Regions from separate parts of the Homo sapiens genome. Here all the other regions are linked to region 2. A link is a loop called in an ENCODE intact Hi-C map of the cell type or tissue named here. Cell type or tissue: OCI-LY7. All regions are shown on one strand.

Region 1 (8,000 bases), 130 kb before region 2:
GATTCAGTGCCCAGTATGTATAAAGTGCTGTGTGTATACTGGAGAGAGGGAACTGGAATCTAACTTGGGGATGGGGGTGGATCCAGAGGAGTAGAGATATGAAGAAATACACATTTAAGTCCAGTAAGTTTTTCATGCACCTGTAGTCCTGAGAGGTGAAGCCAGCTGGACGTCCTGGGTCGAGTGGGGACTTGGAGAACTTTTCTGTCAAGCAAGAGGATTGTAAATGCACCAATCAGCACTCTGTGTCTAGCTAAAGGATTGTAAATGCACCAATCGGCACTCTGTAAAATGGACCAGTCAGTGCTCTGTAAAATGGACCAATGAGCAGGACGTGGGCAGGGACAAATAAGGGAATAAAAGCTGGCTACCCCAGCCAGCGGTAGCAATGCAGCACTGATCCCCTTCCATACTGTGGAAGCTTTGTTCTTTCTCTCTTTACAATAAATCTTGCTGCTGCTCACTCTTAGGGTCTGCACCACCTTTAAGAGCTGCAACACTCACCGCGAGGGTCTGCAGCTTCATTGCTGAAGTCAGGGAAACCATGAACCCACCGGGAAAAACAAACAACTCCAGACGTGCCACCTTTAAGAGCTGTAACATTCACCTTGACGTCCAAGGCTTCATTCTTGAAGTCAGTGAGACCAAGAACCCACCAGAAGGAACCAACTCTGGACACAGTCCAAGCTACTCCAGAGGCTGAGGTGAGAGGATCGATTGAGCTCAGGAGGTTGAGGCTGCAGTGAGCTGTGATTGCACCACTGCACTCCAGCCTGGGCGATAGAGTGAGACAGGGTCTCCAAAAAAAAAAAAAAAAAAAAAGTCTAGTAAGTTTTTGTTTTCCTTTAAAGGCAGAGGGGAGCCACTGAAGGTTATTGAGCAGGGAAGTAACAAGATTAGAGTTGTAATCATGAATCTAATTAAAAAATCAGTGACTGGAGGGAAGTAGATGGGTTAGAAGGCTAGTCTAGTTTTAATACTGTGAGGCAGATGAGAAGGGCTTGAACTAGCAGAGTTCTAGAAAAATGGTGATGTAAGCAACAATAGAGTCATATTAGTTAAGGGTGAGAGGGAAGAAATATTTACAATTCACTGTGGACCAGCCACTTATGCCTGTCATTGGTAGAGCTTAACCATCACAATTTTAGCAACACAGAGATTGATTTTTATAGAAGGTCCAAAGGATATGTAGCTTGGAGACATATTCAAGATTTGACTCATGCTGGGTGTTATGGCTCACACCTGTAGTGGCTCACAGCTACCTGGTAGGTCAAGGTGGGAGGACTGTTTGAGCCCAGGAATTGGGACCAGTTGGGCAACACAGCAAGATCTCATCTCCAAAAGCAAAAGATTTGATTCAAGCCTGCCTGCCTGCAAAGCCTGTACCCTTTTTGCTCTAGATTCTAGACTTTGGCGAATAGAATGATACATTTTGTTTATAATTGGACAGTTGTTGATCTTGGCAGAAGTGTTGACTGCTGGGAGGTGTTAAGAGAAAGGAAAAAGCAGCATAAGATATGGAAGTTTGTTTGATGAAACTGTATCTCAAAGAGTTTAAGAGTTTTAGCACAGGACAGATAGAATCTTGCCCCACCCAAGATGATGGAAGAACAAAACAAAGTCTGTGCTGTTTTCTTTGTTAACCAGAGTTGAGAGTGGAGTCCAATCCAATATCTGCCTAGTGGGAGTCTCTTGAGTCCTGATCCCATGAGATCATACATATGGCTGCTACTCCTGTTGTGAGGAAGGTTGCAATTTTAGAAATAAACCTGGAGCTTTTGAAGGTCCTATTTATTACTTCAGCCCACTTACTGCCGAGGTCCCCATGTTTTGCAAGTGACAAAAATAAATCTAAAATGGAAAACTAGGGAGAAGGTGAGAGAAAGTGTCCAGAGAAACTGGGGACTTTGAGTTGTTTGGTCTAAGCTACTTATTTGCATTTTTGTCTCCACTTCCTAGCAAGCATATTGGTACTTAGCAATGGTGGGAGGAAGGCAGAACTGTAAAAAAAACGAAGTCATCATTCTATCCTTACACTTGAGTTTCCTTTCAGCAACCTCTCTCTCCCTTGTCTTTGTCCCGTCTCATAACTTAGGCGTGATGTGCTGCTGTATCTGCCTTGCTGCCTTCTCCTGAGTGGAAGCTGCAGCTACAGTGTTGGTTATTACACCTGGCAATTAGATTGTGCAGGACAGTAGTTGGCTAGGAATGGCATAAGGTTGCATGCCTCGTTAAATCTGAACTCCACTCAGCATAGACTCTTGTAGAAGCAAGGGGGATTTGTTTAGGTAAGGAGCCCTTGAAAGGAGCCTGCTTGTTGAACTGTATGTTGAGCAGCAGTGATGAAAAGATGCCTAAACATGTGTCCCACAGCAGCTACAGTCCATCAGCATTGGACACATTGGTAGATCACCCCTGCTGTTAACACAGGTCTTTTCAGCTTACTCGTTTGTGTACTTAACTGTTGAGTGCTCTTTTAATTAGGGGCGACTAACATCAAAGTACTATAGTTGTGCCGGGCCTGCTAATCAACAGGTTTCACTTATACTGGGGATCACTTCAGCTTTACACCACCATTATCATGACATTGATTTTTCTGTGCACATAAAAGGAAGCACTTACTGAATACAGGAAAAAATCATGATTGCTAGGTGGAAAAAAAAACAAAAAACCAGCAAGAGGAACTCAGTTACCCAGGGAAAATGTAAACGTTTCATATGAACATTGACAGTGAAATGGATTTGATGAGTTTTGAGGTGATTTTGTTAGATACTTTGAGAGAAATTGAGAATTCTGTATTCCGAAGAGACAGCCGGACTTGAAACTCTAGAGGTATGATTTTGACCAAGACCTGAACTTCTCTTTGCCTCAGTTTTTTCATCTATAAAATAGGGTTAGTAATAATACCAACCTCACTGAGATATTGTGAGGATTTTGTGAGATATTGTGAGATTGAATGATTAGCTTAGTCACTGGATGTAAGTACTCAAATTATAGCTATTAATAAGTGTGATACGGCTGGGCACGGTGGCTCACGTCTGTAATCCCAGCACTGTGGGAGGCCGAGGTGGGCGTATCACAAAGTCAGGAGTTCGAGACCATCCTGGCTAACACGGTGAAACCCCATCTCTACTAAAAATACAAAAAATTAGTCGGGCATGGTGGCACCTGTTGTCCCAGCTACTCAGGAGGCTGAGGCAGGAGAATGGCGTGAACCTGGGAGGCGGAGCTTGCAGTGAGCCGAGATCGCGCCACCGCACTCCAGCCTGGGTGACAGCGCGAGATTCTGTCTCAAAAAAAAAAAAATAAGTGTGATACTTAATGTCATAAATCATTGTTATTATTTCTGAGAACTGATATCTTGTGGTCCATTGTTGTGGCAGAAGTATAATTTATATAGGAACCGAAACCAGCCCTCGATTTTTTTTTTTAATCGCCGATCTTGGTTGGGCTTCACTATCATTTTCATCAGCTTCACAACCCCTCAGTTCTGAGAACCCTCCTTGCCATACAAGCCACTGGAGTGTCTGCGTTTCCTTTCTGTGGACATTGTCACCTTTCCCTTCATTTTGGTAAGGCCATGGAAACAGAGCAATCAGATAAAAGACCTGGGCATTTGGCACTTTCATTGGCCATACTTCTCCTTCTGGCTTGAGTTTATATGTGGTTTGGGGTAGTTACTGGTGAAATTGAGCTTTGCAGCTGTCTACTTAATCTGCATTTCCTGATCTGCTTTGGCTGGCAATCAAAAGCTGTATCTATTTCGGAGATTGCGCAATAAGACTTTTAATGACAAGTTAAAAGACAAAGGGTTGGTGGGATTGAACCTTATGCAGAAAATACTTCACTATACTTCGGTGGCTCCTGTTTACTGGTGATTTTGTGTGGATAGTAACTTAAAATCAAGAAACATTTTTGCTAACATATTTCCTGGGCCATTTTAGAAAGAAATTTCTTTATTTAGCCAGTAAGTAGAGCTTTCTTTAGCGTTTACATAGTTATCTTTTTAATATTAATTTTTGCAATCCATATGAATGAGGCCACATGTCCTTTAACAATTTTAGACCTCTTCTGTTATGCATTACTGCCATCTGTCAGTATGAGAGAAAGCTTCCTGGGGCAGAAGGACTTAAAACAATGGTTCTCAACCCTGGGGTCACATTAGAATCACTGGCAGAGCTTTTAAGAAATTTTAGTGCCTGGGCCAGTTCCAGATACATAGTTGCTCTGGGATGGGGCCCAGGCATTGATGTTTTTAAAAAACTCCCTAGGTGATTCTAGGGTATAACTGGGCTGAGAGGCTCTCCTCCGAAAGCACTGTCTTAATGGAAGAACCAGTGGCATGAGAACAGTTCTGCTTTTTCTCAGCAGTAACCTTGTTGTCTTCCATTGCAGTGCTGATTTTGACAATGGAGCCATGCGGTTGTATTTGGGTAGCGGTTTGGAGGGTAACAAGTGTGTCTTTTGTATCTCTGAATCCTCTGCAGCCAGTCTAGTGCCTGGCATATACTAGATGCTCACTATCCTCCACTTCACTTCTTTTGGATGACTAAATAATGGAATGGAGCCCAGATGTACTAGCCTTTTTACTTAATCCCTGAGCCTTTCTCCTTCAGTGGTCCGTAAGGGAGCAGGTCCACAAGCATACACTTTTATTGTTCCAGGAGGAGGAAGACGCCCAGCTTCGGAATGCTTGAGGCATAAAACTGATCCTTGGTTAAGATCAGCAGAGGCTTGCTGTGTGCAACATAAATTGTCAGGTAAAGAAGCAATTAACGTAGTGCCATTTATTTCCTCTTTAAGCATCTAGTCCTTATGAGTGTTGTGGTTCTGCACTCCAACTGGAAACAGGTTCTCTATTGCCCTGTTTTGCTCTTAAACACAGACACCTTTTTCAGTCAAGAGAATTAGGGCCTTTTAAAAACTCTTCTTTCTTTCTTTTCCTTTTTAGGTAGCCCATATTGAATCAGGTCCTGCAGCTATAGTTATTCATGCAGGGAGAATTCTATGAACACAGGGGAGAATGGCCTGGGAGTTTGATAATTTGTTATTTTTTGGTTTGTAGATTGAGAAGTATATTAAGTAAGGATAACCCCTTATAGTTAGTTAGTTATTTTATAGTTTTCCTGTCCAGAAGGTTTTAATCTCTCACACGGCTGTGGACTGGCAAAGTAACTAATTATTGTCTCCAGTTTATGGATAAAAAAATTTAAGATGCGGCAAGGTTAAGTGACCTGCCTAAGGTGATAGACCTGGGCCTTGAATCCACAGCTTTTGACTGTAAATCCCTTCAGTACACTGAGCTTTGGATAGTACTTTTGCTTGGATTAGAACACCCTATAAATGTGACTAATGGCATCTCAGGGTTCTGTCCTGGCTGTCATAGTTGAATCCTTTATTTGCATTGCATGTGCTTGCTTGTGTGTGTGCGTGTGCAACTATTAATATTAAGCATCTTGCCATTTGCCTCTGTAGAGCACAGTTGATAGACGGGAATATACACTTGATGTAGTCAAGAGAGTGTCATCTTTTATTAAGAATTCTGATCTTGCCTCTCCAAAATGCCTACTTTCACTTTTAGTCTATTGTAAGTGTGAATATTTGTGTGTGGTATTTTATTCCTAGGCAAGGTGTTTTTCTCAGTCTATGTTGTGTGTCTAGGATGATAATGTTAAAGCTTAATATATTTAGTTTTGGAAGACTACATTTTTCTGGGGTGGTTTATGAGTTGTTTTCCTTCCTCCAACAAATTATTGAGTGTCTAGTATGTGTTCTATGCTGTCTACCTTTACTTCCATCTCAAGGAAGTCTAGGATAAAAATAACATTGTTTATCTGTGAAGGGATAAAGAGTCAACACCCATTTCATGTCAGCTCTGTCTTTATTAGGCATTTGGCTATTGAGCTTTCTAATTTCTTGACTTTTGGGAGTGTTTCTCCCAGTTACCAGACAGGTCCAGGGTGGGAAATGCTTTCCTTGGGCCCCAGAACTAGCTCATGGAGAGGTGGTTGTAGCTTCTGGGAATTTTGAAAAGAGCCACACCCAGGAATCTGCTTGGACTATGTGTTCTTTCTGTCCTGCCTTTACTCTCCTCTTTTCTCCCTCTTATAAGCAAAGCGTCTTTTTGCTTCCTTGCCCCCAATCCCAGAGAGACTGTTAACTTATGTTTGCATGTAAGGAGAACAGTCAGAGTTAAGGATCTCAAACTCAGGAAAGTGGTTTTTGTACTCAAGAGCTCCCTGTGTGTTTGCGCAGCACACTTACCTCCATCCAGGATGCACTTATCCTGCGTAGATGGATTGTAACCGTGATAGAGGGGGAAAAAGAAGAGGGGAAAAAAAAACCCCTAAAAAAACCCTGGATTCTGAAGATGGCTGCAGTATATTCTTCAATAGAAATTTGAAGCATGAAGTGGATTTTAGAACACCACATGAAGCTCTTCTTACTTAAAACACAAGAACTTAAAACTTGGCCAGGGGAAAGGTGTAGGGAGGTGGAGAAAAGCACTCCTTCCATTTAAGGGGAAGTAAGCACTTGACTTCATCAATTGTGGTTAAGATAAACAAAGCTTATCTTTTTGGTTGGCATCAGAAGGGGCATTTAAAGTCTCATGAAATGAGAGAAGGGTTGTTCTGTTCCTTATTTACTGTACTTGAACGGAGTCACTGAAAACCTTGATGGGATGTCTCTATGACTGCTCATTCCTAGTTGTCTGCAGCACTGTGGCCAGTGAATATGCTGGTTCCCACAGAGGAAGGCCCACAGCATGGTTTCCTTCCTCTTCTTTTAATTTTGCCTCGTGTCTTTTGTAGACGAGAGTGCTCTGCAGTAATTCTTTTGTAGAAACTGCCATGCCTCAAATCACATTACATAATACAGGCTGGGGACCAGCATTCCGTGAGGACTTGATCAATGGGTTGGGAAACAAGGTTGATAGCATTGCTGTGGAGGAGATGTCAATGCGAATTTGTCAGCTCACCTCACATCCTTGCTTGCAGAACTTTGATTTTATTTAGGTGTTCACTTCCATGTGGACTTGAGTTCAGGGGGGTACATCTTGATTAGTCTATTCCAGTCATTATATTTCTACTCCTTGTCAGTGATGGGCTTAGGAAGGTCCAGGTCTGGCTGGCTGGACATGAGGGGAAATCTTGTGTGGGCACTTCTAGAAAACGTTTCCTTGATTTTGATGAAGAGAAGTATAATTTCTATCTGGTTGTTGTCTGCATGTGGTGCTTTGAAATTGGCAGTTGCCATCTTTGAACCGTGAGCCAGCGTAAGAGGACAGGCCCACATGCAGGGGACAGCAAAGCTGTACAAAAGATAGATACTATCTTTGATGATATTGTGGAGCTGTTGAATTGATCAGCCTGAGTCCATTCCATTTTGGGACTTCTTGTTATGTGTGAGAAAGAAAAATCACGTTTTAACTATTTTGGCTGGATTTTCTGTTTCCTTCAGTCTAGTGTATTATAACTGATAACTATCTTACCCCATTCATACAGGATGGTTTGAGATAAAATTAGAAAATATTGGAAATGCTTTTACACAAGTATGACACACACAATTAACATAGACATTAACATAAATATTATATTGTAATGTCCAGTGTTCTCATACTTTGCTTCCATATCACTTCTGCTAGCATTTTCTCCAAAGCAAGGGGACAGGCCATGAGGATGAAAAACAGCCATTTAAAAACTGTCTTGGGGGTTTTCAGTATTCTTTCTGTAAGAATTGACATGATACATAACTCCTAAAACATAGTATAAGGCAAAAATTATTCTTTCCTGATGAACTTGTATTTCTTCTTATTGGAAAGTGGCAAATAAAATAATCCAGTATAGGAGGCATCATGCTACCTGACTTCAAACTATACTACAAGGCTACAGTAACCAAAACAGCATGGTAGTGGTACCAAAACATACATATAGATCAATGGAACAGAATAGAGACCTCAGAAATAGGACCACACATCTAAAACCAGCTGATCTTGGACA
Region 2 (8,000 bases):
CCTAGCCTTATTGTAATTTGCACTTATCTACCATTAGAACATCATAAACCCAAGTGATGAACAGAATGGATGTAACTTAGTGCGTGTATGTAATGCATATGATGTAACATACATAAAGACAAATGGAAAATGCCTGCAAGATAGTTTCCCTGTTGTCTCATGCCTCAGCAGTAATGAAACATATACTGAGTGCTTATTGTGGGTCAGTTACTGTGTTAAATGTTTGTCACGAATCATCCCATCCAGTTCTCACAATCAACCTGTCATGTAGGTGCTATTTTTGTCCACATTTTTATAGATAAGGTGGCTGAGACTTAGAAAAAGCTAACACCACTTGCCTGTGGTCATAGAGCTAGCAATTAGCAAAGCCATTGCTTCTAACCAGTGTGCATTTTGCCTTGCACAATAAACTACATTAAAAGATTTACTTTAGTTTTTCTACCTCCCAATTGAAGCCACTATCAGATATATAGTCTAAACTTAGATTTGATTCTGTTTAGAAACACTTAATGTTCCTAATGTTATCAGGAAATTTGCTGTTCATTTTTTCAAGATCTGAGTAGAATGTCACATTCTCCATGAACTTTCCATGATGCTCTTCTTCCAAATGTTTCTGTAGCACCTGGTTGTAGCCTGGCTCTTAGGATTCCCCTGTCTGTGCTCTGGACTTCTTTAGAAGCACCTTGTCTGGTTCAGTTACTGCCTTTGTTTGTATTGCTGGCACATTCCTTTGTGCTTGGTGCATAGTAGATAATTAATAGATATTTGTTAAATTGAACTGGATGCTTAATAAATGTTTGGATCTAATTATGATCTTAACTCTGGTGTGTACTTCAGGTACTTCAGGAAGGTCATTGCAGCATTAGATGACTATGGAGACCCTCAGTGTTTTAGACTGAGATGACTTGCCATTCCTACAAGAGATCAATTGAATGAATAATTGGGGCTGATTTTTCCCTAAGTATTGCTTAGAACATATACTGTTTTTTTTCTCCTCAAAAATTGCCAGTTATATTGCCATACTGGACAAAATAAAACTGTTAGCTATATATCTATATCTATACCTATATAAATTTTAAAAACGTAGCACAAAGTTTCTGCACCATACTTTGTGAGCAGCTCTGTGTATTCCAAGGCTCAGAAAATCAGACTTTCAAAGCTAAATTTTACCAATATATATCCCATTGAAATTTGCATGAGCAAGCAGAAATAATGTGGATGTTGGAGTTAGGTAAATGAATCAAATCCTGGTTCAGCCACTTTCTAGGTATGTGATTTTGGGCAAGATATTTAATTTTTTTCAACATAGTTTTTTTATTTTTAAAATGGAAAAGTTATGCACTGGCAGATTTGGAGGATGAAATAATATGTTGGGAGACAGTGTGTTAAGTTACTTCTCAAAAAGTTCTATTATAATTATAGGTTGCTAATTTTTGGCATATTTTCATTTTAAAACTTTTATTCTAATTTCATTCTTAAACAGTGTAAGCATATTCACAGTAGCTTTTCTGATCACCTTATACCCAAGCACTGCCACATGACTTCTGGTCCAGTGTTCCAAGTGAAGGCCAAGTAATGTCAAGGTATGCTGTATACGGATTTTCTAGGAGTGTGAATAAAGAAGAGGAATGGAGCCATCCATGGATGGCAAAGTCATGCCGTTGCAATAAGTACTACATTTACATATTTAGTACAGATCCCATCTTAGAAAGGGTGGATTTGGTCGGGTGCGGTGGCTTACGTCTGTGTGATTTCAGCACTTTGGGAGGCTGAGGTGAGCAGATCGCTTGAGCCCAGGAGTTTGAGACCAGCCAGGACAACATAGCAAGACCTGTCTCTCTCTTTCTCTCTTTTTTTTTAAAGGCTCCCTGCTCATGAGGAATGGGGAGAGGGAAGAAAGGGTGGATTTGGAGAAGGTTATAGCAGTGAGTATGGCTGTAAATTTGCAAGGAATAACTTTTTTTATTTCCAACAGTGATTGCTTTAGATAAATATTTTATTGTAGATTTCAATATTGTTGCAATTGTATTTGACTCAGCAAAAATAGTTTTTATAATTTGTCAACAGAACTTCTTTAAAATGGCTTCCTAAGTTGTTTCAGCTAATTATGAGGTATGGTGATCTCAACCTCCTTCCAACCACTGGTCCACTCTTGAGTCTTCAGGCTTTTTTTTTTGCTTCAAGAGTAGCATTGTAAGTTTTTAGTCTTCAGAGAACAGGAAGAATTCTAGTTTCTCAGTTCTTGTTCTGATCAGGATTGTATTTTCTTTTCGTCAGTTTGTGCTCTGAAACTGCAGGGCCAGGCAGAGTCCATGCTACCTGATAAAGCATCTGGAACCATGGAAAACTGAGGGTGGATATGATGAGCCTCTCTAATACCAGAGATAGTGGACAGAAGCCATCCGTTTTGCATTTGGCTTTTTTGAGGACTCAGTAAATCCACACAGAGAATTAGCTAAGGCTGTTTGAGAAACAGCCTGTGGGATAATGAACACTTTTATGCTTTTTAAAATGACCACGGGGAGCCTCATCAGAAGAGGCGATTCCAGGATTCCAAGATGGCAGCTGGGTTTTTCATTGTTCCTGTGGGACTTGCACTGTGAAGTGTGATTGTAGCTGATTTTTCCTTTCAACAGGAATTCATTAGGGGTATCCATTAGCTAATGAACTATTGATATAAGAAAAAAGGTCAGTTATTTTAGAGAGGAAAAATGTGGCTTTAACTCTCGATTATTTGTGTGTTGGGTCCATTTGAAGGCTTCTTCCCCTGGCTCAAAATCTGGAAAACTGATTTGAAAGACCTTCAGTTTTATTTAGAAAGAAGGAAAAACAGATTATTTCAGTTACTTTATGTTTTGTGATTTTTACTCGATTTACCTAAAGAGAAAGTGCTCAGATTTAAATTCTAGGTACCTTCGTTGCTAATTATTTTTTACTGCACTTTTATGGCCATTTTTTATTTCTAAGGATTGAACCCTTTTTTTTGTAGTTTTCTCTCAAGGGCTAATATTTATATTTTTTTGCTTCCAAAAACTGTTAAAGTCTGAAAGTGTAAATTTATATTTGTGGTGTTTACTTTGTCCTTTAAATGTTTTTGTGTACCCATACTTTTTGTCATAAAGATGGAAAAATGATATTAAATTAACCAAATGAAAGTAATTAATGCTGAACATTCACTAAATTATTAAGATGTTAATGTGATTCCAAATGCAGATAGTTCATGGGCAGCAGCATGTGTCCTGGGACTCCCCCTCAAAGGTTGGCAAGGTTTGGGCAATTTTGAGGGAGGGAGTTAATTCTTAAGTAGTAAGCTTTTTCGTTTACCTCTACTATTTATAAGCTAATATGCAGGATCATTGTAAATTAGTGAAAAGTGCATTCCATTGAACTAGTAGTTGTAATACTGGGTTAAATATCTAAGTTGTGTGACTTTGGGCATGAGTTTCTGCCTCTGTGGGTCTTATTTTTCCCTGTTATCAGAACTGTAGCATTGGACTAGATCATGTTTCCTTGTGTGTTTTTTGGAAAATGTGACAATATACTAGGACCTACATGAAGTCACAGTATAAACACCCAAGGGACACAACAGGCATATCTTCCTGCCTTTCATATCTATTCACTTGAGGCTTTTGGTAAGACATTAATTTTATACTTAAGCAAACATATTAAAGACTGAAAGGAACTCATATATCTTCATATAGTGTTAAAGATATTAACACAAAAATGAAAGAAATATTGTCCATACAGCAGGCCACAGATAGATATCCCTTGTTTTGTGATCAGTCTTTTCTGCTATGGAGGGCACTTTGGACACATTTGAGGATCACTGCATTAGATGACAGGAAATGTGTTTCTTCCTATGCTCAAGTTGTGTAGCCATGACATTTGAGGATATTTACATTTTGAATTTCCCTCCTCCCTCCCCTAAATTAGTGGCATGTTCTAGAGAAGGGTTCATGTGCTTTATTTACATAAAACCTATCTCAATGTTGTTTGATAAGAATCTGTTAAGAGATCTTGTCCTAAAAGGATGGCACTTAGTGTTGGAACTGGAGAATGGTGGGGTGTGAGGAGTTAAAGTAATTCCCTAAGCACACTAGACACGCCTGATGCCCCTTTCAAGCCAGTCTGCTTCCACGTGGTGATTCTTTCTGATTCCCATTATCACTGTGTCCCCCTCACCCCTGCCATTTAGCCTAGATTCTGGCAGAATGGAAATCCACGTTTCTGAATTTAGTATGATTTTTTTTTCTTTCCTTCTATTCTCAGCAACAATAAGTACTCTTGATGGCAGCTGCTGTATTAAGCCCAAGAGCTTAAAAGATTAAAGAAACCACTAACAGCAGTAAGGAGGAAGTTTAAGGGCCTGTTTTTCTGAAGGTTTGTGTTTTCATTCTGATGGTTGAGTAGAAAATTACAAACAGGTTGTGTTCGGCAGCTGGAATGCTCTCCAACATCTGGGGAGACCCAGCCTTCTGTTTATTTCCCATTCATTGGAAGGGTGGCCAGCCAGTAGCAGAAACTGCAGGCAGAGATACTAGAACTCTTTGGGTACATAAGCCGTTAGAAATTCTTTTTTTGTAGAAATTTCTTCATAGAAATACCTTGTTCTCTATTTTTTCATAAGCTTGACTGAGCACTTAACTTCAGGTCAGTTGCTGAGGAAGAGGTCTGAAGGTAATATTAGTACCCCCCCAACTACTTTCAGCTGGAAACAAGAGTTGTTTGGGCCCTTACTGAGTTCCTACTTTAGAGTCAAGGGCTGGCCTTCCCCTGCATCTGTCTGCATATACCTCACAGCTGAGCAGATAACATATTTGTGCAGCTATTCCCTTATGATTTCCTCTCTATTAGAGAGAGGTGGAGCCTATGACAGACTGCAGAGTGTTTGCTCCATTCTTCCCCACCCCGTAGCTTTACTGAGGTATAGTTGATAATTAAAGTATTTACATATATTTAAGGTATATAGCTTGATTATGAGATATATAAGTATACATTGTGAATATTCAAAATCAAACTAATCAATCACTCCACATAGTTACCGCTTTTCTTTTTATAGTGAGAATACTTAGTATCTACCTTCTTAGCAAATTTTATTTATGCCACATAGTGACTATAGTTAACAATATTATATACTCAAACCCAGTTATTTTAATTTTTAATTTTTTTAGAGCTAGGATCTCGCTCTGTTGCTCAGGTTAGAGTGCAGTGGTGCTATCATAGCTCACTGCAACCTCAAACTCCTGGGCTCAAGCAGTCCCGCCATCTCAGCCTCCCAAGTAGTTAGGACTACAGGTATATACCGCCATGCCTGGCCTAATTTTTATTTTTAGAGATGAAGTCTAGCTTTGTTGCCCAGACTGGAATGCAGTGGCATGATCATAGCTCACTGTAGGCTCGAACTCCTGGGCTTAAGTGATTCTCCTGCCTTGGCCCCCCAGTTGCTGCGAGAATGGTGCCTTGTTCTCAAAACCATTTTGTAAAAAGTAATGTGCTGGCCAAATAAAACAGAACGCCAGTTTGTTATTTTTGGACAGCTTCATTATTTTGTACATGGGAAAAGAGAAGTTCGAAGTTTTGCCTTATGCAAGGTCATAAAGCTGGTCAGTGGCCCAACCAGGTTTAGAACCTTTATCTTTGGGGCTATTTGAGAAATTCAAGTGATCCCAGTTCAATCATTAGTGGCATTTGTGGTCTTCAGTCTGCACTGAGCAAGGGTTTCATGTTTGGTGTCTAATATTTTAGGATTATTAGAGCTAATCTAGCCTTTGGAGAAGCCAAATGGATTTTGGGGGTTGTCTGTAAGAACCCATCATGATGGCTGGAACAGCTCTTAAGTGGAACTTCTACATAAATCAACTTGCATTTGTTCTGTAACACCATGTGAATTTTCCTGAATTTCCAAGTAAATATATTTTGCATATTGCTTACAAATTGCTTAGGCTGTCTTCATGAATAATGAAAGCTGTGCTGTAGGAAGCTGGATATTAAGAAGGGGTGTTTTTAAAAACAGTATTTCATTTCTTTTGCTTATATTTTCTGTAGCCTCAAGGGTGTGTTCAGAGGTGGTAGGGAGGGAGGGTGCTGTTAAGGTTTCTCAACACCTGTGTTCCTTTACAGACCATTATCTCTTCTGCTATCAAAGAGGACTTGCCAGTTAGGTCAGGATGCATAAACCTCTGGACAGTGCCTTCTCCTATGCTTATCTTTGCTATATGTCTTGTTGTGTGTTTAGCTTCCATAACAAGGTTCTCTACTTCTCCAGTTTAAGAAGAAATCATCTGTTGTGCTGAACCTCTATTCATCTCAGTAGGGAAGGCACCAGCTTCAAGAGGCTGAGAAGAGACCCAGAGCCAGCAAATGAGACATGGGGTTTTATTAGGGGCTTACATACAGGGGAGAGAGTCCAGTGGTGGCAGACTGGACAACATACTGGCACCGCTCAGTGGCAGAGGGCTGGGCAGGAAAACTGCAGCCGCTTTGCAAACAGCATGCAGTTTATATAGCATTTTCAATTAACACCCTCCCCTTAACAACTTTCACCTGGCAACTTGCATGCCAACCCAAAGTTTAGGGCCTCAATTCCCTGTATGGCCCATGTTCCGTGGCATGGGCAGGGGGCTCAGATGTTCCTCCTAGACAAGGAATGAATCTCTGGATTGGCCACTGTGGGACTCCCTAGCTCGACACACACATTCAGGTGCATCTGCCATACAGTGTCATTTTAAGGGTATGCTCAAGTTATTGCTCTCAGAGGTGTTTACCCTACTATTATCATTTGACAATAATACCTATATGTGACGTACATTGTCTAGTGACAGTCCTGATTTCCAGTAGCTCCCACAACAACTTCATAAGTATCATAGCCCCACTTTTTAGGTAAAGAAAGCAGAGGTTTGGGGATTGTGTCTTCCCTAGTCGACACACCTTGACAGTGTAGAACCAGCATTCAGAGGCAAATCTCACTTAGGCCTGGTGTTCTTTCCAACATGCCTCAGCTGCTGCTTTGCCTTCTCTTTCTCCCTTCACCTGGCATTTTGACCACACTAATTGTGCTGGCATCTCATTCCAGGGAGTATGGGATGAGATGCCAGCACTAGAGTATGGCTTTCAAAACATTTTTTGTCCCAGCTCACAGTTACAAATACAGTTTATGTCATCAAGTATACATACATATGCACATGCTCAAATGCACATACATACCTGTGCTTACATGTACTCATATAAAACTGAAAGTTTAATTATATATGCAGTAAACTCTAATATTTCCTTTTCTGTTTTACACTGTTAATACATACTCACCTGTAACCGTTATTACTCACTAAATTGGTTTTACAATCAAGATCACCTGCGGTTGAAACAGTGCTATAGAGTGGAAATCTTTACGGTGAGTTATGTGCTCTCTCCCCTCAACCCCTTACGAGATTTTTAGGATAATCCATGGGAGCACGAAAAAAACGGTTGAAATTATATTTTGATTTATTTCCATCTTAAGGAAGAGATTAAATGTTGCTGTTACTTAATATCCGAGTTGACAGTGCAGCATCACTCGGGCTGTGAAACAGTCAGTCCAGTGCTCTGTAGAGTGTGGCAGGTCCTGAAGGAAGAGTGGGAGTTCCTAAAGTGGCACACTCCTTCAGCCTTTCGTTGTGTGATGTGCTCCAGTTTGTATGGCTCATAAAGCATGTTAGTAGGTTATATTATTTACTTTTGGCAAAGAGAACAAGTGGTTTTATTTTTATTTTTCTTTTGAGACAGGGTCTCATTCCATTGTCCAGGCTGTAATGCAGTGGTGTGATCACAACTCACTGCAGCCTCAACCTCCTGGGCACAGGTGATCCTCCTACCTCAGCCTTCCAAGTAGCTGGAAATATAGGTGTGGATCACCACGCCTGACTAAGTTTTTTCTTTTTGTTCTTTCTTTTTTTTTTTTTTTTTGGAGAGACGGGGTTTTGCCAGGCTGGCCTCAAACTCCTGCTGAAGCAATTCGCCTGCCTTGG
Region 3 (8,000 bases), 76 kb after region 2:
ATGCACACAAATGAGGTTATGGGACAGCATTAGTGTTAATGAATTTCAGGTAACAGGATAATGATCATTATAGCATCTACCAGTAATTGGATACCTATTATGTGCTGAGTCTTGTATTTGATGCTTTGTATTTCTGATCTCATGTAATCCTCTTGACAATTCCATGGATTGGACAGAATTAATTTTATTTTATGGGTGAGGAAACTGAGGCTTAAAGAGCTGCTAGCTTTTATTTAGCCATGTAGAGCTCAAGGTTCAAACTCTAATCTGCCTTTCCTGCAGATATACTCTCTTCTGTATCTGCTTGTTTCTCTAATATTCCCCCATCACTGTCATCACTGGCTATTTTTCAGTGTTTCACTTGGATGAAAAACATATCTACATACTTTTTTTGTTTCCTTTTTTTTTTTTTTTTTTAAAGACAAGGTCTCGCTCTGTCACCAAGGCTGGAACGCAGTGGCTGGATCTTGGCTCACTGCAACCTCTGCCTCCCAGGTTCAAGTGATTCTCCTGCCTCAGCCTCTCAAGTAGCTGGGATTACAGGCATGCACTACCATGCCTGGCTAAGTTTGTTTTGTATTTTTAGTAGGGACAGAGTTTCACTTTGTTGGACAGGCTGGTCTTGAACTCCTGATCTCTGGTGATCAGCCCGCCTTGGCCTCCCAAAGTGCTGGGATTACAGGCGTGAGCTGCCATGCCTGGCCTGCATACTTTTTTTTACTAAGCTTTTTTTTTTTTTTTTTTAATAGGATGCTGAAGGAGCTGAGGCAGTGCTGAAGGATGTTAAAAGCACACACAGTGGAGAGCTTATTGTTGTTCCAAGGCCTAATTGGAGATCTAGGTTGGCATTTCCTACAGCTTTCAAAGTGTACAACTAAAAGACTATCCTAAGAAGATGAGATAGTTTCTGAACTAGGCACGAAAAGCTGTAAGGAGTGTCACCTCCCAGTGCCCTCTGGCCTATTTTTCTCACTGATGGATTGCTTTGTTATCTGCTGCCAGACCCCTTAATGTGCTGGCTCAGCCTTCACAGGGATTAGTCACAGAAGATGGGCGCTGCAGCTGCAGGTCTGGCTCCAGAGGCTTTGGGTGGTACCTACTACTACTTACTTAGCCCTTAGCCAGATATTCCCTAGAAGGGAAAACGCTCCTTAGTTTCACTGAGGATCTGGCCTCATGAGCAGACACTAGTTCTAATAATACTCTTTACCTTCTTTGTAGCTCCCAGCCATTGTCTTCTACCTTCCCTTGCCTAGCTTTAGTCACTGCCAGCAGCTATTTCTAGGCTGTTGGCACTTTGAAGTGGAATTGGGCAGACAGAGGTGAGAGCAGGCTGTGAGTTCCCTCTCTGGAGGTTGGCTCCTTACAGCACACATGGGAGGCAGTGCTGAAGGATGTTAAAAAGCACACACAGAGGAAGAGCTTACTTGTTGTTCCAAGGCCTAATTGGAGATCTAGGTTGGCATTTCCTATAGCTTGGCATGGAACGATTTGAATGTTTGTGGATGGTGCTTGCCTCATACCTTGCCAACTCAAATTTTGGGCAGATCAGCTTCTGTGAGTTTTGTCTCGACAAGTTGGGAAAGTTTCCTAACTTTAGATGACTGTGTGAATCTTTGAGGAGCTTGATAGTTAGCAGGTGAGGGCTGCTATTTTGAAGGAAATAGACATTAATATATTCTTCTTTAATATATCTGAATGGGTATACATATGTGCTCCTTTGTTTCTTGTAAATGGGCAGTACAGGAGGGAGAAACTGAAGGAGAGGACTTGGTCAGGAGATAAACCCCCACAGATGCCAAGATGTTGGCTTGTTGAAGCTTATTCGTGGTTAGTTTTACTGTGATACTATGTGCAGATGGTTCCTAAGTTATAATGGTTTGACTTATGATTTTTTAGTTTTATGATAGTTTTGGTGCAAAATCATTTTTTTTTTTACGTTTAGTACAGTATCCAATAAAGTGTGACATATTCAGTACTTTATTATAAAATAGGCTTTATGTTAGATTATTTTGCCCATCTGTAGGCTAATGTAAGTGTTCTGAGCCCATTTAAGGTATGCTCGGCTAAGGTCAGGTGTATCAGATGCTTTTTTGACTTTTGATATTTTCAACTAACAATGGGCTTATTGGGATATAACCCCATGATAAGTCTAGGAGCATCTGTATTTGTCTGTGAATTACTTAGGGACTCTTTTGATGTCTTCGTTTTGGAAACTCTCTGTTGTTGGTTTTTGTTATTTTAGCCTTGTCGGGTTTTCCTCATACTGGTCTAACTGCTAGTATCTTTTATTGGCCCCTCTTTCTTGGATATCCTTTACATGTTTATATTTGTTAGTGTTTCTTCCTTGACTTGTCTCACTTCTCGTGTTTCCTTGGGTTTGCCTCCATTACTAAGTCTTCATCCAGCCCCTATGTCATTGGTTCTCAAAGTGTGGTCCCCAGACCAGCAGCAGCAGCATCACCTGGGAACTTGCTGGAAATGCCTGAACTAAACTTAAGACACTATATAAAACAGGAAAAGGCATTTTACATTTTGATACACATTGTCAAAAACATTGTACTGGTTTCATGGTATGCATTATAAGGCATAAAGTAGATCAAGCCTATGTTCCTAATGCATACATTTCTATTGACCTCAGAGAGTGAACTATCATATAATAGAAATAGGATTATCATTAGTTTAATGAATGAGAAAGACTCTTCATGTTTGTTCTTTACCTAATCTATGCAGTTTAAACCTAGATCGACCTCAGGGAAATATGGGAAATTGTGTTCTCTTCTGGCTTGTTTAAGTACAAGGAACTCAGACCCACTCTAATTTGCTTTAAGTGTTTTTTTTTGTTTGTTTTGAACAGTAAGAAACTATTTAGGGTGGAGAACTTTATTTCAGTAAGGCCTCATGTGAAGTGGAATTAAGACAGTCATAATGTCCTTTTGTGGCTTGATCTTGATGAGGTGATAGGCTTCTGCACACATTCATCAACTGTTCATATTCTTTCCCGCTCTGTCCGCCCCCCCCACCCTCATCTTGCTTGCACACACGTGCATACTTTTGCATGCTCTCTGACTCTCTCTCTTCTTCCCTCTCCTTCCTGCCAACACAGCTGTATTCATCTTCATTTCTTTTTCACCTGGCTTCCTCCCTCTCTGCTCTGTGTCTTTTCAGGTCCCTCCCAAGTTTAGTTCACGCATTACTCATTCTATGAACCTCTTAAACTTCGTGCATTCTATCTTTTATCCCTATTACTATGTCACCCTGGCAGTTTCATAATGCAGATTTCTGAGTAGGAGTCCCAGTGGGACAGAACCTGGCCACTTGATGGCAGGTCCAGTGTCCTGGTCGATTCCCTTAGAAAGTGCTGTGCAGAGGACTGTTACTTTTTCTTATAGATCATTCTATGTTTTAAGTATTAAATGAAGCCTCAGCTCCAGCATAGCGTTTCTGACAGGCTGACTCACTTCACATTTAATGATTGTATCCAGCATCTTGTCTCTACTCTCCAGCAATGCAGCTCCTTCTTCTGGTGTCGTCACTTCTATGGACATATCCTGTGGATGTTCCCATCCACCTGAGCCCAAAACCTCTGTGCTTGTTTGTTCCTCCTCCTCCTTAGCCCTCACATCTCTTCAATATTTTTCTCTCTCTTTACTATTACTTAATGCTACTGCCATATTGCTTCTTGACTAGATTTTAATAATCTTCTGATTTCAATCTGTTACTTTGTCTCAGTCAGAATAACCTACTTCCCCTTTCACATGAAATACTTATCTACCCTGAGGAATATCCCTCAAGGCTCTCTATTGCCTGCGAATTGAGAATAGACTCCTCTGCTGAAGATTCACGGTCTTCAGCAGTATGCCCCCTACTTGGTTCTTTTACTCCAAACACTGTACTCTAGCTACATAGGACTACTGAGTAATACTCCTCAAAGGCTCCCTCTCTTGGGTACTTGTAAAGTGCCCTTTAGCTGTGTAGCAGAGAATAGGACAGGAGTGCACACTCTGGGGCTAGACTGACGGGCTGGAATCTCAGCCCAGCTTGAAAACTTTGAGCATTTGTTATTTTATCTTTCTGTGCCTCATTTTTCTCAACTGTAAAATGGAAACAGTGATAGTATCTGCCTTGTGGGTTGTTTTAAGAGTTAAATATGGAGCACTCAGAGCAGTGCCAGACACACAGCAAATCCTCAGGTCTTTCCAGGGATACTTTTTTTTTTTTTTTTTTTTAATATTCTCCATTAGACGTGATGTTTCTGTCTCTGCGATGTGGTAATTTTTTCTGTTTTTTATTTTTAAGGGTACCTATCACAGTCTGCTTCCCCCTTTTCAGATTATTTGTGGATTTCAGATGTTCACCTGTTTTTCTTTGAGCTCCTTGAGTATGGAGATGGTATTTTATTGAAACTTATATTATGACATACGGAGCTCAATAAACATTTGTTGAATTGGATTATATCCAAAAGATGCTTCTGCTAAAATACTGTAGTAACTTCCATCTGTCCCATGAATGTTCGTGTTCTGAGACAATAATGTAATTCTTAAAACTAGGTTTTAAACCTTAAAAGTGAAAGAAAGTGAATACTTTGCGGTTGTCATATAGATGTACTGCTACTCAAGTATAGTAAGTATATTGGTGAAATATTTAGAAAAAAACAACTAGTTGTGAATCTGAATCAGAGATCAGCAAACTTTTTGCTACAGAGGGAAAAATATTAAATATGTTCAACTTTGCTGGTCATATTATCTGTGTTGGATCTGTTTACCACAGCAATCGTAATATGAAAAATATGTAAATGGTTGAGTTCCAGTAAAACTTTATTTACAAAAACAGGTGGACTATAATTTACCAACCTCTGGCCTGTGTCATTACTGTGCAAACCACACATCATTTTAGAAGCTGTTTGTTGCAAAAGCTCCAGGTGCTGCCACATCCAAAGATACACACCTGCATGTCTTCTCATTAGGTATAAGGAAACCTTTCCAGAAAATCTCAGCAGATTACTCACAAGTTCAGTGGCCCAAAGTTGTATCACATTCTCACACTTCAAACCAGTTACTGATGATGGAATGAGACTACCATGATTGGCCCAAATACACCAGGAATCACAGGTGTTGTTGTGGATAAGGCCTCCCTATCTGCATCACGTGACCATGTTGATGAGGGCATTTCCTTGTGAAGTGAAAACCATTGAATTGTACAATGAATGTGATACAGCATGGGCTGCCACAGTCCAGTTGTCACCTACTCTTCTGTTGTTCTTCTGAACATCATCATAATGTCACATTTGACAGGTGTGAGGTTTCTTTGTTAAAGCTCAGACTTATTTTAAATTAATATTCTTATCACATGAATAGACCCGTGGTAATGATGTAATGACCTTGGAGGGGCAGGCCAGTTTTCCGCTGTGAAGCATAAAGTTTCCCATATGACATCCTTGGGCTACTCATTTTGGTATTCTCAGATATGCAAAACAGAGAAAACAACAGGCTTCCCACTTCAGAATTCACCATATACCCTTCTCCTTCTTGAAAGGGAGAAACCAATTAGACAAGGACTAGCCTTCTCTTATACTTAATAAAGGCAGGTGAGTTGAGCCTCTTAGTATTTGTCATACACTATGGATTAAACCAGTTTATGGCCCATGTCATTGTACCCAAAACTCTGGTGTATAATAGTAAAACGTTCATAGTTTTCAAATTAGACTTAGAGCTTCTTGGTCTCACTTTAGAATATTTTGACAGCCCTTTGGCTTTCACAGAAAGACCTAGTCCCTCAGGGGTCTTGAACTGAGCTAATTATCCTAGTCATATCCTGTAGAACGGGATCCCACTATGGCTTGTCTGAGACTGCATTGTTGTCTTGGGTTGTATGGGACCATGAGACAAACGGCTGTACTGTTTTTCCACTTGGCTTTTCTGTGGTGTAAAACTATCTTTTAGGAGCCACAAAATGCTATTCTTTTACTTGTTGAAAGATTTTAAGAAAGAAAGAAAGGGAGGGAGGGAGGACTGTAAGGGAAAAGAGACCATTAACATGACATGTTTCCTGTCGCTCTCCAATCTGAGTCTAACCCCAGATGACTGTATTCCCATTGTTTTATTGTGAGGGCATTTGTGAGGGCCTTCCCCTTGGTTGTGTCTTGGTTTACAGTCTATAGAATTGGATTAGACAATGTTAATTCAATTAATGACTGTACTGAAAGTTTGTCTTAGTGTGCAGTGAAAACAGGAGAGCAGCCTCTAATAATCTATGGATTTAATGACTGCAACTTTGAAGAGTGTTAAGCTAAAGTGAAGTTCAGAATGGCTTGTTAACTGGGTTTATTAGCTGTTGACCTTCCCTTTCAGCATAATAGTGGCAGTCAGACCGAAGAGAGCACTAACGTCCTGATTAGCATTTATCTAAAGATAGGCTGCTGCCTGTTACACAGTAAATTAGTTCAATCAGCCATAAAGAGCTTGAGAAACATTTTCTGCTTTATAAAAAGAATTAGATGTTAGAACAGTTCATCTGGCATAGCTCAGTGAAGATGGATTGAGCCCCTGAACGTGCTCATTTGAGGAAGGCGCTTTGAGGATATTGAGTAATTGAACAGATTTTCCTACAAGATTGATCAGGGGCCCTAGATTTCCTGCACAATTGAGTGATGCTCTAATTTTTGCCTTCTAATAAGAGCAGTACATCTGCTCCTGTTTCTGTGTATTCATCGAGTGAAACTGAAAATCAATTTATTTAGCACCTACTATGCACTCTATGTCCCTTACGAAATAAAAGCAATAGGATCTACTGATCACAGTCTATTTGATTGAAGAGATGAAAACTACACTAAAACTTGAAATTCACCACTTCCACTACCACTGCTTCTTTTCTTCTGAAAAGAAGAAACTGTAGAATGAAAGCTGCTACTTTTGGTATATTTCTTGAGATCATCTTATGAAGTGAAGCACATTTTCCCACAGAAACAGTATAGTAGTCGGGGTTAACGTTTCTGACTAAAGTCTTGGCACCAACTAAGTTCTTCTCATAGTGGGTCATAAAAGCAAAAAGGCAAAAATTATAAACCTTTCTAAATCATTTAAAAACTTAAATTATGATCCAGGTCCTTAAAAAAAGGACATAAATGTACTGTACAATTGAATTTTATGAGGTGCCCCAATGTACTATAAAGTATACATAGAGCATATAAAATTCTAACTCCGCTGTATCATAAATTTGACCTCACTGAAATGAATAGGCTCACTGTATGGCAAGCATTAATGAAACGTTTAATTAACATTCCCTTCACTTGCATTTTTAGAATTTTAAAGGGCTTCCTGGGGACTATTTCAATGGCTGAGGTTTTTGCAAAACAAAAGAACAAAACCTTCTCATAAAAACTGATCTCTTTTGCTCAATAACTCCTCCAATAGAGACATTTAATTTAATTAGACTGATGAACCTGAATTTGAATTTTATACCCAAACCTATGATCATCCTTAAAAAAAATAAAACAAAAAATATGGTATTGAGACAGTTAAGCACTTGATGACTTCATGAAGGCTTCCTGTGGACCCTTTAAGCCACTGTGTATACACATATCATTTATGTCCTTGCAGTTTTCCCAAGCTAAAAGCCACAGGGATATGAGTACTTTGTGAGGGACAGTGGTGCAGTGTTAGAATGGATGAGCTGTAGGGCTGTGGGCTTCAGACCCTTTCATAGCTCCCTGTAAGGTATCCTCCTCCTCTAACCTTCCCTGTAATTATGCTATGTTGGTTTACTTTATTGCCTGGTCACTCCAGGAGAAGTCCCCAGGGAGTCATACTTGAATGAACAGATAGAGGCAGAGTAAAAAAAAAAAAAGACATTATGCTAAGTGAAAGAAAAGTCATTCACAAATGACTGCATATGGTGTGACTATATTTGTATTAAATATCCAGAATAGGCAAATCTGTAGAGATGGAAAGTTGGAAAGTAGATTAGTAGTTGTCTAGGGGTGAAACATGAGAGGGATAGGG

The links. Peaks named below come from ENCODE experiments on the same cell type or tissue, not always from the same donor. Only the 100,000 strongest peaks of a DNase experiment are listed, where the experiment ranks them.
Region 1: a loop joins it to region 2, with 3 times the contacts of the local background. A loop is called at or near these places in 2 of 110 quality-filtered maps.
Region 3: a loop joins it to region 2, with 4 times the contacts of the local background. A loop is called at or near these places in 14 of 110 quality-filtered maps.

What each region holds. Positions count from the first base shown.
Region 1 is chr7:69,821,116-69,829,115 of GRCh38, forward strand. The region is part of intron 1 of AUTS2 (activator of transcription and developmental regulator AUTS2); the gene reads left to right. Among named protein-coding and RNA genes, the nearest start is that of AUTS2, 230 kb to the left of the region's middle. In OCI-LY7, a CTCF peak has its summit at 4,112; DNase peaks (open chromatin) are centred at 3,426, 3,726, 4,116, 4,376 and 3 weaker places; H3K4me3 peaks cover 6,152 bases; H3K27ac peaks cover 6,686 bases.
Region 2 is chr7:69,949,130-69,957,129 of GRCh38, forward strand. The region is part of intron 2 of AUTS2 (activator of transcription and developmental regulator AUTS2); the gene reads left to right. Among named protein-coding and RNA genes, the nearest start is that of AUTS2, 350 kb to the left of the region's middle. In OCI-LY7, no CTCF peak of the experiment used is centred here; DNase peaks (open chromatin) are centred at 3,882, 4,382 and 4,722; H3K4me3 peaks cover 2,662 bases; H3K27ac peaks cover 4,040 bases.
Region 3 is chr7:70,025,052-70,033,051 of GRCh38, forward strand. The region is part of intron 2 of AUTS2 (activator of transcription and developmental regulator AUTS2); the gene reads left to right. Among named protein-coding and RNA genes, the nearest start is that of AUTS2, 430 kb to the left of the region's middle. In OCI-LY7, no CTCF peak of the experiment used is centred here; DNase peaks (open chromatin) are centred at 3,060, 3,880, 5,050 and 5,160; H3K4me3 peaks cover 1,034 bases; H3K27ac peaks cover 2,221 bases.